Regions from separate parts of the Mus musculus genome. Here region 2 is linked to region 1. Evidence: chromatin contacts called from ENCODE POLR2A ChIA-PET data. All regions are on one chromosome and are shown on one strand. Each heading gives the region's core, a stretch centred on a gene start or an enhancer-like site at or near the end of the contact. The rest is flanking DNA. Distances are from core to core; before and after follow the strand shown. Region 1 holds the start of Rpe (ribulose-5-phosphate-3-epimerase). Region 2 holds the start of Acadl (acyl-Coenzyme A dehydrogenase, long-chain).

Region 1 (7,504 bases), core at 3,118-5,617:
GCCGAAAAGGAAGAGAAGGCAAAAAAAAAAAAAAAAAAAAAGCACGCTTAGGTCAAAGGGACAGGGTGTTGACCACAGCAGGGGTAGACGCCATCGGATTAAGGATGGTCAACGTTACACGCAGGTGTTCGGAGTTTACTGCGCTGTAACTATCAAGTGGGGTATGAGCTTCTTAAGAAGTAATAAATACAATAAAGCACAAAGATGGACTGAGTGATAAGTGCAAGAAGGAAGGCAGGTGTTAATGCTAAGAATCGATAAAAATGACAAAAATAGGAAAATAAAAAAAGAGGGCCTGTCAACAACTGATTAGATGCAGCAGGGAGTAAAAGAGTTAAGTTTTCTTCTAGCCCAGTGTCATACAATCAGTAAGTGCTGGCAGGAGGAGTTAACACAGGCAATGAGGCTACAAAGGGCAGTCTCAGCATTCACCTGCCAGTACAGATACTAGAACAATAGTCCTGGGGAGGGAACAGCAACTCACATTCTCGGGATCGACCTGAGAGGGTCAGAACGAGTGGGCCATGGCTACGTTCTCTAACCAACTGATCCCTGGAGGTTCAAAGATTATTCCACTGCCTGTCCAAGGGCCATTACTGTCAGGGCTCAATCACACACCGATGTTAACTCCACCAGAGATACGGGGCTGGTAAGCAGGCAGCAACAGGCTGTTCTGCAACTTCACACTAAGTCTTCAGTCGCATATACTGTGCTTGTACCGTGTGGTCTTGAAAATTAGTTTGCTCAAATTTAGGTTCCATTTATTATTAAAACAATCATGACAAGTATCATGGGCTGAGAAGCTGAGAATCTAATAAATACAAATTTACTTGAGAAACACAAGAATAACATGTAAAAGTACTGACCTCCAAGTTAAGTGAACAATTTGTGCTCTTGGTAATAAACTCAATGACCTGGGTTTAATAAATTCACTAAGAGCCCAATATGCACCAAAGTTTTCATGAGAAACTAAAGGCTTGTGGCTAAGCCATAACTAAAAGGTGCAAAAACCTAGGCATGCAATCAGGTGTTTCGGAACTACCGGACAACATGAATTATCAAAGGATTTCCAGCCTCTTTATGAGAGGTACTGAGGTTCCAAAAACCAAAGAACATGATTTTTTTATCAAATGCCTCAGATTTCTTACCAGAATAGGAAATCCTAAATTAATTTTCTCGAAAGCAAAGGAATTCACCAGAAATGCCAGCTTCATCACTATTTCACTCTGACATTCCCCACGACCCTCCTCAGAAGGAAAGTGTAACAAAGGGTTCCTCGTGCCTGAAACCAGGGACTTGCTGGGGATAATCCATAGCTGCTGTAACAGAGGAATCTACGTCTCCTCTCTTAGCAGGTCCCATCAGCATCCCTATACTTTAGTAATAACTGGAAGGCAGTCTACTGCAGACAAACCAACAAACAAAATGTAAGAGGATTACGGTTGGTACAAAACGCACCAAGACAGGAACCAGAAAATCTTCCCGGGGATCAGGAACTGGAGAGTCTTTGGCTGGTGGCAAAAGGAAAACTGAGCAGGTGAGCCAGGCTAGAGAAGGTAGGGCCCAGGACACAATGAGAAACTGGTTACAGATGCTTGCCTTGCTCAATTCCACACAATCAAGGCCTTACCAGAATACAGAAGAGAATTCCAAATCTTTGATATCTCCAGCAAAAGTCAGAAATTCAGTATTTATATAAAATCTCTCCAACGTAAATGAAATGCCAATGACTAATTTAGAAGTAGCCGTGTGTGCGTTGCTCCCATAGTTGGGATCAGCACATTCCAGCTAGCATTCTGCCATGGTGTGTTTTGTGCTTTTCTCAAAATGTGTTTCCAGAAAAACAAACCTGTTCTTTACTTCAGATATTTAACCATACTTGTGTCTGGCCACCTAGTGTTTCTTAGCCTAGTTTCTGACTTTCTAGATAAGATCAGTTTGAAACAGAGAAGAAAACGGAGGGGTGGAGAGTAAGCAGAGGAGGCTGGCCACCTTTGTAAAGGGATCCCACAGCTCTCTTCTGGAGACATCAGGCTTTGTCTATTCTGCCAGAGTGATGGGAAAGGAGCTGTACTTCCCCAAACTGGTTTCCTCTTTTGCAAAAGATGAATGGAAATAGCTTTTACTTCAAAGGAAAGAAAAAAGGTAGGTATAGATTTAAAGGCATAAAAATTGTTAAAAGTAGAACGATTTAAAATAATTTTTTTGCCTTATTTACTAACTTAAGTCTGATATGGGGAAGGGGGCCAGCTGGGGGAAGGGGGGGGCATCGGTGATTCTCAGAGATGCTTTCTACTATTACTAAGCAATGATAACATGCTTTAATGTCTCTTATCAAGGAAAGTCAGATCCTGCTCTTGGAAAGTTTACAGTACACCAGGAGAGAGAGACATAGCAATATACCTTACTCTTCACGATAACATATTAACCTCAAAGAGTACCTGGACAGCCCACAGAGCCCTGGCCCTACACAAAGGACCAGATATCTAAGGAATTCTGAGAGCAGGAGACACAGTCTCATCCAATACCAAATGGCCAGCTCTGAAAATATACACACAAGTGGCATTATACAGACTGAGCAGGTCAAATTTATGTATTTAGGGATATATGTGTGTCTGTATTTTTACATATGTATTTAATAATATTTTAAAAGGTCATGGTTTTGAAAAAGAGCAAGGAGGTATAGGGTCTGTGTGAGGGTTTGTGGGAGGAAAGAGAAGGGGGAATGATTTAGTTATATTATATAGAATCTCAAAAACTAGACACGTTTAAAAATAAGGTTAAAAAAGCTGGGCACACTCAGGAGGCAGAAGCAGGTGAGGCAAGCCTGGTCTACAGCAACATTTGTATTAGCAAAGTGAAAGCACTGGTGTCCACCCCTCCCCTCTGCATCAAGCAGGCTCATTACACCTGCAGTCTGTGCCATGCTAGGACCCCTACATTTTCTCAGGCATCGAAATCAACACCATCTCTGGGGTACACATTCCAGCCGGTCAAGGGCTTTCAAGTAAGTGTTAAGAAAAATGAGATTTAACCACGGAGAGCCAAAAGAAACAAAACTGCTATGGACAAAACAGCAGTGATGTTAAAAAGAATTAGTGTAACTGAGTGTGGGGACCCGTGCCCATAATCCCAGCATTTGGGAAGCTGAGGCAAGATTTTGAGTTTGAGGCCAGTTAAGATTTATACAGACCTTGTCTCAAAAAAACCAGAAAGAACAGCAAAACCTCCAACAAGAAACGAAACTGATGTAAATAACACATATTTGCCAATGTGACTGAGGGCAAACAGATTTTGCTTATTTGAAATAAATTTATTTTTCTATCTCACTCCCAAGGTCTTTTATAATTTTATGTAAACTTTCGGTGGGAAATGCTAGTCAAAAAGCCAAGAAGATTCAAGTTCCAAGTCTGTCACAATCTTCTGTAATCTTGAGCAAGTCCTCCAGCCTCCTTTGGGTCTAGGTTTGTTTCCTCACTTTAGAACCAACTTAGGAAACTTGTACCCTGATTCTGAGCATTATAACTACAGTGCTTAAAAATTACTTACAAAAAAACTGACCTCCCTGAAGAGCAGGGTGCCTGAAGAGAAAATAGACAGGAAAATCAGAATTCGAATGGGTTATTCGATACAACTAACAACTGCAGAGAATCTGTTACACGCCAGGCACTGGACTTGCTCGTTTCAAGTTCCCCAAGACGCGGAAGCGTTCTATGATCAATAATCCTTCCATTTTCCTCACACTGAACCCGAGTCCCAATCAAGGCTGAAGCGGCTTGCCTAAGACAAGTCGGCAAGTGGTCGAACTCCGGAAGCCCATCCAGGTGTCAAGCTGAGGCTGTCTGCCGGCTTTGTCGAGAACTAGTTAGTTATCTGAGTTCGATCGAGCAAGTCGCGCCTGTCCCGTTGGGCCTCAGTTTCTCTACGAGTTCACCAGAGGAAGATCCTGAACACTGGAGGTGGCTCCCGGGTCCTATCACCACAGGTTACGGGGTGGCGGGGAAAGGACCGGGCCCCAAAGTCAGCCAGGGCCGGCTCGGTGCCCTCGGCAGCGCGCTTGGCCAGGCAGCCCGTCGTCGCACAGGGGCGCCGTGCACCCAACAGGCGCTCGCTGAGGTGCAGCGACGCCGACCCGCGCGGCCAGCCCGCCCCGAGCCCCGCGGAGTTACCCGTCCATTACATCCAGGTGCAGGTAGTCGGCCCCCGAGTCCAGCATGCGCAGGCACTCGGCCCCCAGGTTGGCCAGGTCGCTGTTGAGGATGGACGGGCCGATCTTGCAGCCCGACGCCATGGTGCCGGTTCCCTAGAGCGAGTGAGCCCACGAGAGCCCGGGCCAGCCAAGACTCCGTCCCGATTGGGCGCGCCGCACTGGCTCCGCCCCCTCCCACCTCGCACTCTCTTCCGGACTCTGCCGGAAGCAGCTGCCCTGCGGCGAGGAAGTCCCGCCTCCTCCTGGGGGGGGGGCGTCAGCTGGCTGGCTAGGGGCGGAGCCAGGTGCAGAGCTTCTGCCTTCTGTCTTGGATTTCCAAGGATCTTCTGGCTTCTTTTCCTTTTGAAAGGGAAAATAGTTTATTGAGTACAATGTAAGAAGTTCTACGGGTTGATCAGCTAGACTACCACCTACAATGTAGGAAATTTGTTTTTATTTTTTTCTCTGTTTCATACACGTATAGCATATATTGTGATCATATTCAACCCCATTACCCTTTCTTACCCCAGCCACTCCTCCTGACCCCTTCTTCCCAATTAACTCCTCTCCTACTTAAATAACTTCACCTCACGTGTCTGTAGGTTTTGTGCAGGGAGCCACAGTTGCTTATGCAATCATTAATTGCAGCATTCCGTTGAACTTCCCCCACCCTCTGTCTCTTACAGTCCTCTCTTCTGAGATGTTCCTTAGTCAAGCTGCTGATAACTGGTGACTGCTGAGTACTCAGTGTAGGAATTTTTGCAGTAGCTGAAAGTATAACGTAAAAACAAAATTCTAGGCCTTTAGGCCCAGGCATGGGAATGTGACCTCTGTGACTTAATGATGCTAATCATAAAACAGATAGCGACATTCCTCCACCCACCCGCTTCCTGGGTTCAAAGAGTGTTCATTCAAAGAAAGTCACCCTGACCATTGCTATGCAAATGTGCTATTGTTAGGGGCTCTTAGAAACTGTCTTGAGAGATAACTGGAACAATTACCAGGTATTCCTTGTGACTCTTGTGACTTTGCACTTCCTTGGGACTCTTAACTGGTATCTTTGGTATTTTCCAACAAAGCCCTCCCCACTTCCTTGAGTTGTGGTTTCTTCCTTTAAATACCTCCTTACCCAGCTAATCGGTGTGCCACAGACCTCTACCCCTGCGTGGTGTATGACCGTGGGCCCGAGAGCCCTCTTGAATAAGTTTGCAGTAAGACCGTTTCTTGTGTGATTTGGGGTGTCGCCTCTCCTGAGTCAGAACGTGGGGGAGTCCTCACGTTGTGGGTCTTTCATAGCCAGTCTGATAGAGTTGCTATCCAGCCATAATTCTTGAAATGGATAAGTGGCGTAATGTCAAACGTATCCAGAGTCTGGGCCAGGAAAAAATGAAAAGGTACATGAAGATACACGTGGATAGAACAAGAGCAATTCCTAAAGAACAAGGATAGGGCTCTCATAGTTTTATTAAAAGCATGCTGGTAATTTAGATGCCATGGTTTCTGCAGGGGACACAGTTAGAAGACAATAGTCTTTAATATTCTGACTTGGGGATATACCAGCATTCCGGGTCATAATCCGGGCAGTGAAGTCAATTTGGCTTGCTGTCTTCCATATCTACATTTTGCTTTATTTTGAAAGATAGAAGATGAGAAACAGAAGTAGGTAGGTATCAAATATGGCGGTAGAGGGACTGGGGGTGTTTACCCATTAGTGACTTTAAGCTAAAAATGGCTTTAGGCTTCCACTTTAGAGTGGAAGTCTGAAGAACAAGAGATGAAGGAAGGCACAGACCAGGTCTTGAAAAATGATCCTGAATGAGCTATCCCATTCCCAATGGAAAGAAGTGAAATTAGAGCACATTAAATGATCTTAGATTTATTTTATTATATGTGCATATTCAAACACAGAAATCATTAGCTTTCATAAATATCTTTCATAAACATCTCAGTATTTATTCAGATGCATTTTCCATGCTCTTTGGTCATTCAGTATTCATAACAGACTTTATAGTCATCTGAAGGAAGTTGGCTGTGTAGTCAATCCTTTGTCTTCACCTACAAAATGGCTAATAAAGGACTTTAATCCCATGGTCACAGTGACTATTAAAAATATCATGGAGGTACGTAGATTTATGATCCTAAATGATCTTTAAATAATATAAGTAAATTTATCATAAACTTTTCCAAATACATTCTGCCCTCTATTTGTGTTTATTCTCCTGAGTGTCAGATCAAAGTTTGCTTCTAAAATGCTGCAGTTGAGACCCACAAAAATAAATGAGGAAGTGGGCTAGTTTACTCACTGCTGAGACACAAGGCCATGGATTGGTAGTGTGAGGTCACAGAGTGAAAGTGGGACTCTATGTGACAGCAGCAAATTCGGGAAAGTTCTCTGGTAAAGTATCCTGTGTAACTCAAGGAAGGTACTTAGTTCATGTTTTGGACTATAATTCTATTCATTTATGACCTTTTCTTCCCTATGGATCTCAGTACACACTCAATTATTTCCTCGGAAACTCTAGGAGTGGGCAGCAAAGTGGAGAAAGTTCTTCACTGACTAAAAGAACAGATGCTAAAAGAGAGATGCCATCCTGGCTTAAGTTACTCTTGGAGGCTTGAAGCAGAAAACCAACAGATGCCTCCAGCACTGCCATGTGCCCAGTGGTACCCCTTGACAGTGTTGTTCTCAGTGACTTGTTCCAACGCACTCAGTAACTCACTTCCCTTGTCATAAGAATCAAATAATCTAATAGAATTATAGAAAACACTGAATGCTGCGAATGAAAGAAAAATGTCTATTCTAGAAAATTCTGCATCCAGGATTTAAGCTGCTTTAATCTGGATAGTACACATGGGTACTCACTATCATGGATGATGTATTTTTATTTCTCAAGGTTTCTCTATAAAGTTGCTTTCCAAAGGAGCAATTTTAATTGGATGTAATTGTTTAATACCTGGAAAGTGGGTGCCTGTTTTATCCTTCCTCTGAATGAGATAAATATTATTAAGCATCACAGATTAAGATATAATCTAATTTTACTAATATATTGATCAAAAGTGATAATTAGTTCTTGTCACATTTTTGAATATTACAAAAGATTGTCAATTAACTTGAACTTTTATCTTAACTGTTTTCTTTAAGTTATTCCTTCAAACTCCAGGTAACAGTATTCCTGAGAATACATCTTGTGACAGTCTTATGCACATACATATACTTTAGTTACCACACATAAACATTCAACACGTTTAAGGACACAATAAATGGAATAGATGAGAAATCTCAAAAGTCCCAAGACGAGAGCACTCCCACTCTGT
Region 2 (7,504 bases), core at 3,378-5,877, 160 kb before region 1:
CTCCAACTCTCATACCTGCAGGCCAGCTCTCTTGTGATACCCAGATGAGGGTTGGGGCCAGTTCTGCACAGCCCTCAGGCATCAACATGTCCCTGGGCAGCAGCCCCAACCAGGAATGTCTGCCTGGCCTTGGGTGGTGTGATGGTTAGTATATCCTTGAACATCTGGATGTGTGACCTTGTTGGAATAGGTGTGACCTGGTTGGAATGGGTGTGTCACTTTGGGTGTGGGCATAAGATCCTCACCCTAGTTGCCTGGAAGTCAGTCTTCCACTAGCAGCCTTTGGATGAAGACATAGAACTCTCAGCTCTGCCTGCACCATGCCTGCCTGGATACTGCCATGTTCCCACCTTGATGATAATGGACTGACCCTCTGAACCTGTAAGCCAGCCCCAATTAAATGTTGTTTTTATAAGACTTGCCTTGGTCATGGTGTCTGTTCATAGCAGTAAAACCCTGACTAAGACAGGTGGTAACAGACCCACATTGCTTCAGGGCCAAGGACCCAGACATGGCCCCTGATGGCAGTACAGTCTAAGACCCCACCATGGTCCTTGGTGGGATCACCTGCTACTCATATCAGGCTGTTCCTCACTACCCCGAATCTCCAGTTCTCTCTTTGTGCCTACATTCTTGTTTCTCTTTATTTTTATTTCTCCACCACTTGTTCCTCTTAGTGGGTCTTTGAATGTCTAGAGTCATCTCAGTAGTTTTCTCAGGAGTGTTATGCCCCATCTATACATTACAGGATCATCTTGGTCATGTTCTGCCCCCGCCCCCCCCCACACACACCTCAACCCCCAAGGACTGTGCAGCAGCAGACTGGTGGTCATCTCAGGCTAGCTTTCTGTCTGGGTCCCATGGTGTCAGTCTGGTGGTCATCTGGGACTCACAGGCCCAGGCAGGGCTTGTCTCGTCTCTGGTTTGATCACACCCTAGAAGCTCATTTGGGTCTGCGTAGAGCTGGAGTGGTGGCTGTCTCAGGGTTGCTTTTTTTTTTTTTTCAGGGAGTGTTAGGTACTAATCATTCAGACGTTTACAGGTCAGAACACTGAGTATAGCGTAGTCTCTCTCCTTTGTGCCACCTCCTGATACACTTGTGACACAGCAGCCACAAAAGCAAAGCCTCTAGGGGCAGCTTAGATCCACTAAGTTCACGCCTCCCAGTACCTGGCCTGTACTAACCAACCTATATTTAATGTGGCCACAGAAAACCCAGGTGAGCTATAGCAGTTTCCATACCTAGAGGAGATTCCAGATGAGCCCTGGCCTCTTCGTACCTGTCTTGCTTCTCTTTTAATCAGATAACCTCTGAACTTTAACCCATTTATTGGCTTCGTAATTCCGAGATTTCCTGCTATCTTACTGTGTGACCTGTTAGATAGTGATACTGTCTTACTCATTTTCATAGCTAACTGACTTTTATAGATTCCAAGCACTTGGTTAAACCCTGTATTATGGCCTAGAAATTACAATGCCCCTTGAGGGACGAATGCTCTGACATTGTCAACAGTTGTTTGTACCAGATCAGAACATCAAGCCAGAAATAGTGCTTGGTTTTAGACTATAGACAAATGAAATTCTTTTGTCCTTCAGCCTACTTTAACATCAACTTCAAAAATCCCTTGTGTTGTTTCTAAACTCTGGGCTAAATGTCATTGAGGCCAGGATTTTTCTAAACAGTGTTGCTAAAGAAGACTGTTGAAAACTGTTGGCATTAGCTGTCAAGTTTTCTCTCAGGTGAACAAGAACAAGAATAAGAAATGGAGAGGAGAGTTTCATATCCCATGTTTTCCTCCTTGGGGTCTAGAAACAATTCAAGGGATGACCCAACCTGTCCAGTAAAAAATAAATGGAGTAGGAGGATCAGCTGCTGCAAACACTTCCCAGATGAATGAATGAATGGGAACTGAATAAAAGGAAGGGTAGGGTTCTTGGTTTTTGTTTCCTGAGCAGACCATGTCCTCCACTTAGATTTAGGGTGAGGAGACAGAGTCATGACATTACTGTGTACTGGTCTCCTACGGTGCCTTGGAATGGATGTTCTGCATATTTTGTCTTGATTTAGCTTCACAACCAGGGTATGAGGTAGATGCTATTAATATCCCATGTTACAAATAAGGAAACGAAGACACAGAGAGATTAAGAAACTCTAAGGGGGGATTTTTCAGCCGCAGTCTAGAATGTTCTTTCCTTGTGTGTTTTCCATTATGCCCTAAAATGAGGTGAATAAAGAGTAACTCGGAGTCACTACTGCTCAGCTCATTTTCTTTAGGCCATCAGTTTTCTGCTTTCATCTCACTCTTTGATGTAATATTCTCCTTTTCATTAAAAATAGTAATTATATGCCTGTATGTTTGTGTAACTAGTAGTATGTTTAGTGCCTGTGAAAGACCTCAGAATCTTTCCAAGTGGAATTACAGAAGGTGTTAGTCACTATGTGAATGCTAGAAATTGAACCCCAAACCTCTGGAAGAGCAGTCAGTGCTCTTAATCACTGAGCCATCTCTCCAGCCCTTGCTACTCCTATTTTCATAGCTGTTCGATGGCCCCTTTTGAAAGCATGTATTTTATTGTCTACAAGGTCAAATGTTTATGGTTAGAAGAAACTCAGTCTTTATGGAATGAAAGAACGAATGAATATGTATTTTTGCCCTCCTCAACCATAAGCACTCTTCACTTCCTATCACACCAAATGTAAACTACCTGGTTAGATACTTAGTACTCATTTAAAAATGCCAATCATTGCCTGCCAGTGACCACTGCAGACCTGTGAGCCTGGCCCTTTGCAAGAACTGATCCACTAAATCTCCAAACTGAGAACTTCAAATCCAGGAAGTTGCAGACATAAATTTGCACTATACTCTCTGCTAAGGTCTTGCCCAGAGATTATCTCCCTCTTGGCCTGGATTTCCTACTTTCCAACATAAACTTTCCAGTTAGACAGGTTCCTTTGCCCATCGATTCCTTTCTTCCATCTGGAGAGCTTTCCTGATTTCCCCATCACATCTTTTTCCTAATTTTCTTTTAATGCTCAAGTTTAGGCTGCCATTGACATTTCAATAACTAAAAGCATGCCCTTCCTTCGTCATCGTGGCAAATGTCAGAAGCCCTACTTACTCAGATACTAAGGCAGGAGGATTGTTTAAATGTGCAGAAGTTTGGGACAGTTGTCTGCGCAATACAAAGAAACCCTGCCTCATACCCTCTAAAAAGGCATGCCTGTAGAACTCTCAAGCAATATGTGTAATACTCCTACAAGAGAAATATGGCTCAAAGGGGTTTGTGAAATCCTGGTTATTGTTCAACCTTTCATATCATTAGAATACAGCTGATCCTACACTTACAAGCTTGTTTCTTATATGTATGTGTAAGGCCTGAGTCCGATCCCCAGGAATAAGTGTACACACACACACACACACACACACACACACACACACACACACACTACTTGTTTGTTTTTATTTTATAAAAGGAAACAATAACTTCATGATAAACCAGATGAACAGGATCTTAAACAAACGTGCCTCCAGTTAGCCTTAGCAAGAATGCAACAGAGCAAGGACACACACCATTTGCATTAATTCTGCCACTAGGAAACCCGGGGAAAAAAAAAAAAAGACAAAACAAACAGCCCCACCCCCAACCAGATCAAGTTACTCCTAGAAAATAAACGACTCTTCTGAGCATTTGTAAACATAGCCCTAGGGAAGCAGAAAGACAGGTAGATCACTACCAAACCGGCTAGCCAAATCTATAAACTCCAGGTTCAGTGAGAAACCTGGAGGGCAATTGATGAAGACATCTGATAGGAACTTCTGGACTCCACATGAGTGCACGACAGACAGACGACACACATGAATGAAATGTAATCTAAAATTATTTTTTTAAATAAAAAAAGACTATGTTTTCCAGATTGTTGGTGCCGTGAAACCCTAAAGCTTTTCTTTGAAACATTTCTGTATGTCCTACTCAGTGGGCTGTCAGTAGTTGATTGCTAACACAAAATGTCTTTCACTTTCACTATTTCAGATTCCGTAACTGTTGTTATTAGAAAGGCCCCCTTGCCTCCTTAGAAATCGATGTAATGTACACATTCTTTAGAGTTCAAAACCTGTCAGGCATTTCCCATTACAAATCATCAAATCCATAAACCCAAATAATACATGTCCTTGAATTGAACCAAAACAACAACAAAAAAAGGAAACAACCATATGCGAGTTCAAGTACTATTGGAGAATTGAACCAATTGTTATTCCGTTATCAAATATACTTACTTATTTATTTTCAAAGAGTAGCTACAAACGTTTGCAAGGAAAAAAACAAAACCAAAACAAACAAAAAACCCAAACCAAATCAGCACAATCCTTTACAGTGAGTACTCATACATTTATCGACATTCAGAGAGCTTTCCGAAGTTAGAAAATTAACTCCATGCACCTTTCAGTGCGGGGGTGGGACGACTCTCCAGGGAACCCTCGCTCAGCCCTGCAGCCGGGAGGGGAGGGCGCACGGGGCGTCGCGCAGAGCCTGGCGCAGACCCCGCCCGAGCTGGCGGCACCGCCCTGCGGCCCGCAGTTGGCTGTCCCCGAGGCCCGCCCCACCGTCCCGCCGTCCGGCCGCCCCTCTGTCCGCCTGCCCCCGCCGCGGAGCCCGCCAGTCCCGTCCGCCGCCGTCCATCCCGCCATGGCTGCGCGCCTGCTCCTCCGCTCCCTGCGCGTCCTGAGCGCCCGCTCGGCGCCACGCCCGCTGCCCTCCGCCCGGTGAGTGCGGGTACAGCCTGGGGTACCGGCAGCCGGGGCGGCGGAGCTCTGGGGATGGGGTGTGACGCGCTACGGTCAAGCCGGGGCGACGCGGCCGGAGGAAGGGACCGGGCCTTCTCTCCGGAACCCGGGGCTGCCCGCTGTGGCGTGGAGAACTCGGGGTGTCCCCACCACGGTCCGCCGCGCCCCAAAAGGCAAGGCAACCCCTAATGCTCGCTCCAGGCCTGGGCCCCGCCCCACGTCCTACAGTGTCCCGTGAACTGACTTTGAAAGTGTTGTCCCAGCTTTAGCGGGAGCGATCACCCCCTGGGCGCTCTGCCACCGAGTAGTGCGACCTTTAGCCCAGTTGGAACGGAGACTGGGGACTGCCACCTGACAGTGAACTTGGGACTTGGTGTGCGGAGGCGGGGACCGGAAGACCAGAGCAACTTCAATCATCCCGACTCAGGCGTCCAGGCGTAGGCCCCATCTGATAAATTAGTTGTACACTTATTACTAAATCCTTAAACTAATTAAATGTAGAGGGATTAATGGGCAGCTCCCAAGAGCTTTAGAGACTTTTGGGGGTGTTTATACTGAGATCAAGTTTTACCTGTCTAAAAATCCATTCCTTGGATAAAGCAGACTGGAAGTGTAAAGCTTTGTTAATTATGGTGGCAGGACATTTAAATGAGCTAATTAGCACATTGTTGCGAAGTACAATACAGTGCTGTGGTAAAGCTTATCCATCCGGAGGAGACTTGGGAAAGTTCCGAGGACTTTAAGATAGGAATGCTTTTCTATTCTCCGGAGGAAGTGATGTTCTGACGCTCTTAAAATTAGAGCACCCTGAAGATGAACAGAGACACCTGCATCGGTGGCAAAGGACAGGCCAGCTGACTCATTGCTGGATGCTGCGAAAGGGTGTGTTCCTATTGTTCTAGCTTTTCTTATTTCTTTTTATGTTAATAATATTTCTGTATTTTTTTAATTAGAGAACCCCCCAAATGATCTTATTTTGATTCAAGTGTGGGAAGAAGCTCTGCCTTACAGAGGATTATTGGAGAATGGTCAGTGAGCCAGGAGCTATAGTTTTATCGTCACGGGTTTCTTAAAGGGTTATGAGTATAATGGCCAACGATCCAGTTGAAAGGCAGTCTGAGTCAGCATTTATGGAGCGAGGCCTAGGCTGAGCCCAAGAACGTTTACATCCAGCTGCCAGGGCCTGAGTGTGCCAATGGGTCATTTCATTTAGTCTGACTTTTTTTTATGTAAATGAGGCTTTAAAGCGGTGGCCCAGGCCTGTAATTCCCCCTCCACACACACTGGAGGCAGAGGCCAGGGGATCATGATGAATTTGAAGCTTCCTTGGAGCTGCTTAGTGAGACCCTGACTTAAAAGACAGAGAAAACAACGGACACTAGCCTGAAGGCTATTGATTTGTTCAGTACAGGTGTCTCCAAACTGAAAATTGATGTTTCACCAAACTTAACTGCCAAGTAAATGATAGCAGGAAAGTGTTTATTTATGCATTTCTTTTTTCTGTAGTTAGAAATATTACATTTTTTTTCTTAGCATATTATAGGGTGTACCATTTTAAGACCCAGACAGATTTACACACAAGTTCTCTACTTTATAGTGATAAACAATTCCACCTGAATCTCAGAAGCCTGGTATTCTAATCTCAGCGTTGCTTTTACACGGAGGACAAATATATACTTTAAAATGCTTACCTCATAGCAATAAATTGAAAGCAGTCATCTCAGTTATTAGGGATAAAATAAACTTTGTTGTGATCTGAGAAACCACCTGCAGGTCTTGTGCCTGGTTTTCTCTGACCTTTAAAGCTTGGATAGCAGTTTGGTGTCTCTGGTGACCGGTGTGACCTCACTGTAGGAAGTAATCACTAGGATTTGGCCTGTTCCTCTTCCCAGTTGCTTTCTCTTCCTAGTGTTTGTGGTTCAAGATGTGAGCTCTCGGCTTCTTGCCTGAGCCCTCTGTTTATTGTCATGCCTTCTGGCCCCAATGGTAGTAGACCCTTATCCCTCTGTAGCTGTAAGCCCAAGCAAACCCTTTCTTCCATGGCTATGGAATATTATCACACCAACAGAAAAGAACCCAATATAGTACCATATTTTCATCCTCCATTCATCTGTCTTTCCCTCAGTATATACTTTTGCCATCTTTATCAGAGATTAGGGAGTTAGAGATGCCAGCATCTATATTTGTGTCCCTTGTTCCATTGGTTTGTGCGTGTGCGTGTGCGTGTGCGTGTGTGTGTGTGTGTGTGTGTGTGTGTGTGTGTGTGTGTGTTTGCGTTCTGTTGCCCTTACTATGCTGTTTCTATTACAATGGCTTGGTAATGTAGCTCACACGCAGGGTGATGATACCTCCAGCAGTATTCTTTTGTTCAGGGTTGCTTTAGCCATCCTTGGTGTTTTGTGCCTCCATATAAATTTTAAAATCTTTTTTTTCCAACTTCTTTGAAAAATAGCCCAAGATTTTTTGTTGGGCCTGCGTTGAATTTGTAGATTGCTTTTGACAGGATGGCCATTGCCCTAATACTAATTCTTCTGAGCTGAGACCAGGAGGTCTTTCCATCTTCTGGTGTTGTCCTTTGTTTCATTCTTTGGTGTCTTAGTTTACATTGTAGAAGTCTTTTATTTCCTTGGTTAAGTTTATTCCTAGAAGAGAGGGAGAGGGGGAAGGGAAGGGGGAGGGGGAGACAGACCAAACTGGACTGTGTTCATGCTGTCTTTTTC

Evidence for each region. ChIA-PET counts read pairs that join two places held with the same protein, here RNA polymerase II (POLR2A).
Region 2: POLR2A ChIA-PET joins it to region 1 with 11 read pairs in Patski. The contact joins the promoter of Acadl here to the promoter of Rpe in region 1. POLR2A ChIA-PET finds 5 or more read pairs at or near these places in 3 of 5 experiments (Patski and embryonic stem cell).

Annotation. Positions count from the first base shown.
Region 1 is chr1:66,697,694-66,705,197 of GRCm38, reverse strand. Rpe (ribulose-5-phosphate-3-epimerase) reads right to left here and starts at 4,367. Exons shown (of 6, transcript NM_025683.3): 1 at 4,170-4,367. The coding sequence starts at 4,291. It overlaps Unc80 (unc-80, NALCN activator), which reads right to left. Exons shown (of 65, transcript NM_001368824.1): 65 at 6,048-7,504.
Region 2 is chr1:66,860,432-66,867,935 of GRCm38, reverse strand. It overlaps Acadl (acyl-Coenzyme A dehydrogenase, long-chain), which reads left to right and starts at 4,627. Exons shown (of 11, transcript NM_007381.4): 1 at 4,627-4,763. The coding sequence starts at 4,687. Gm25832 (a small nucleolar RNA gene) reads right to left here and starts at 1,139; the gene lies at 1,010-1,139.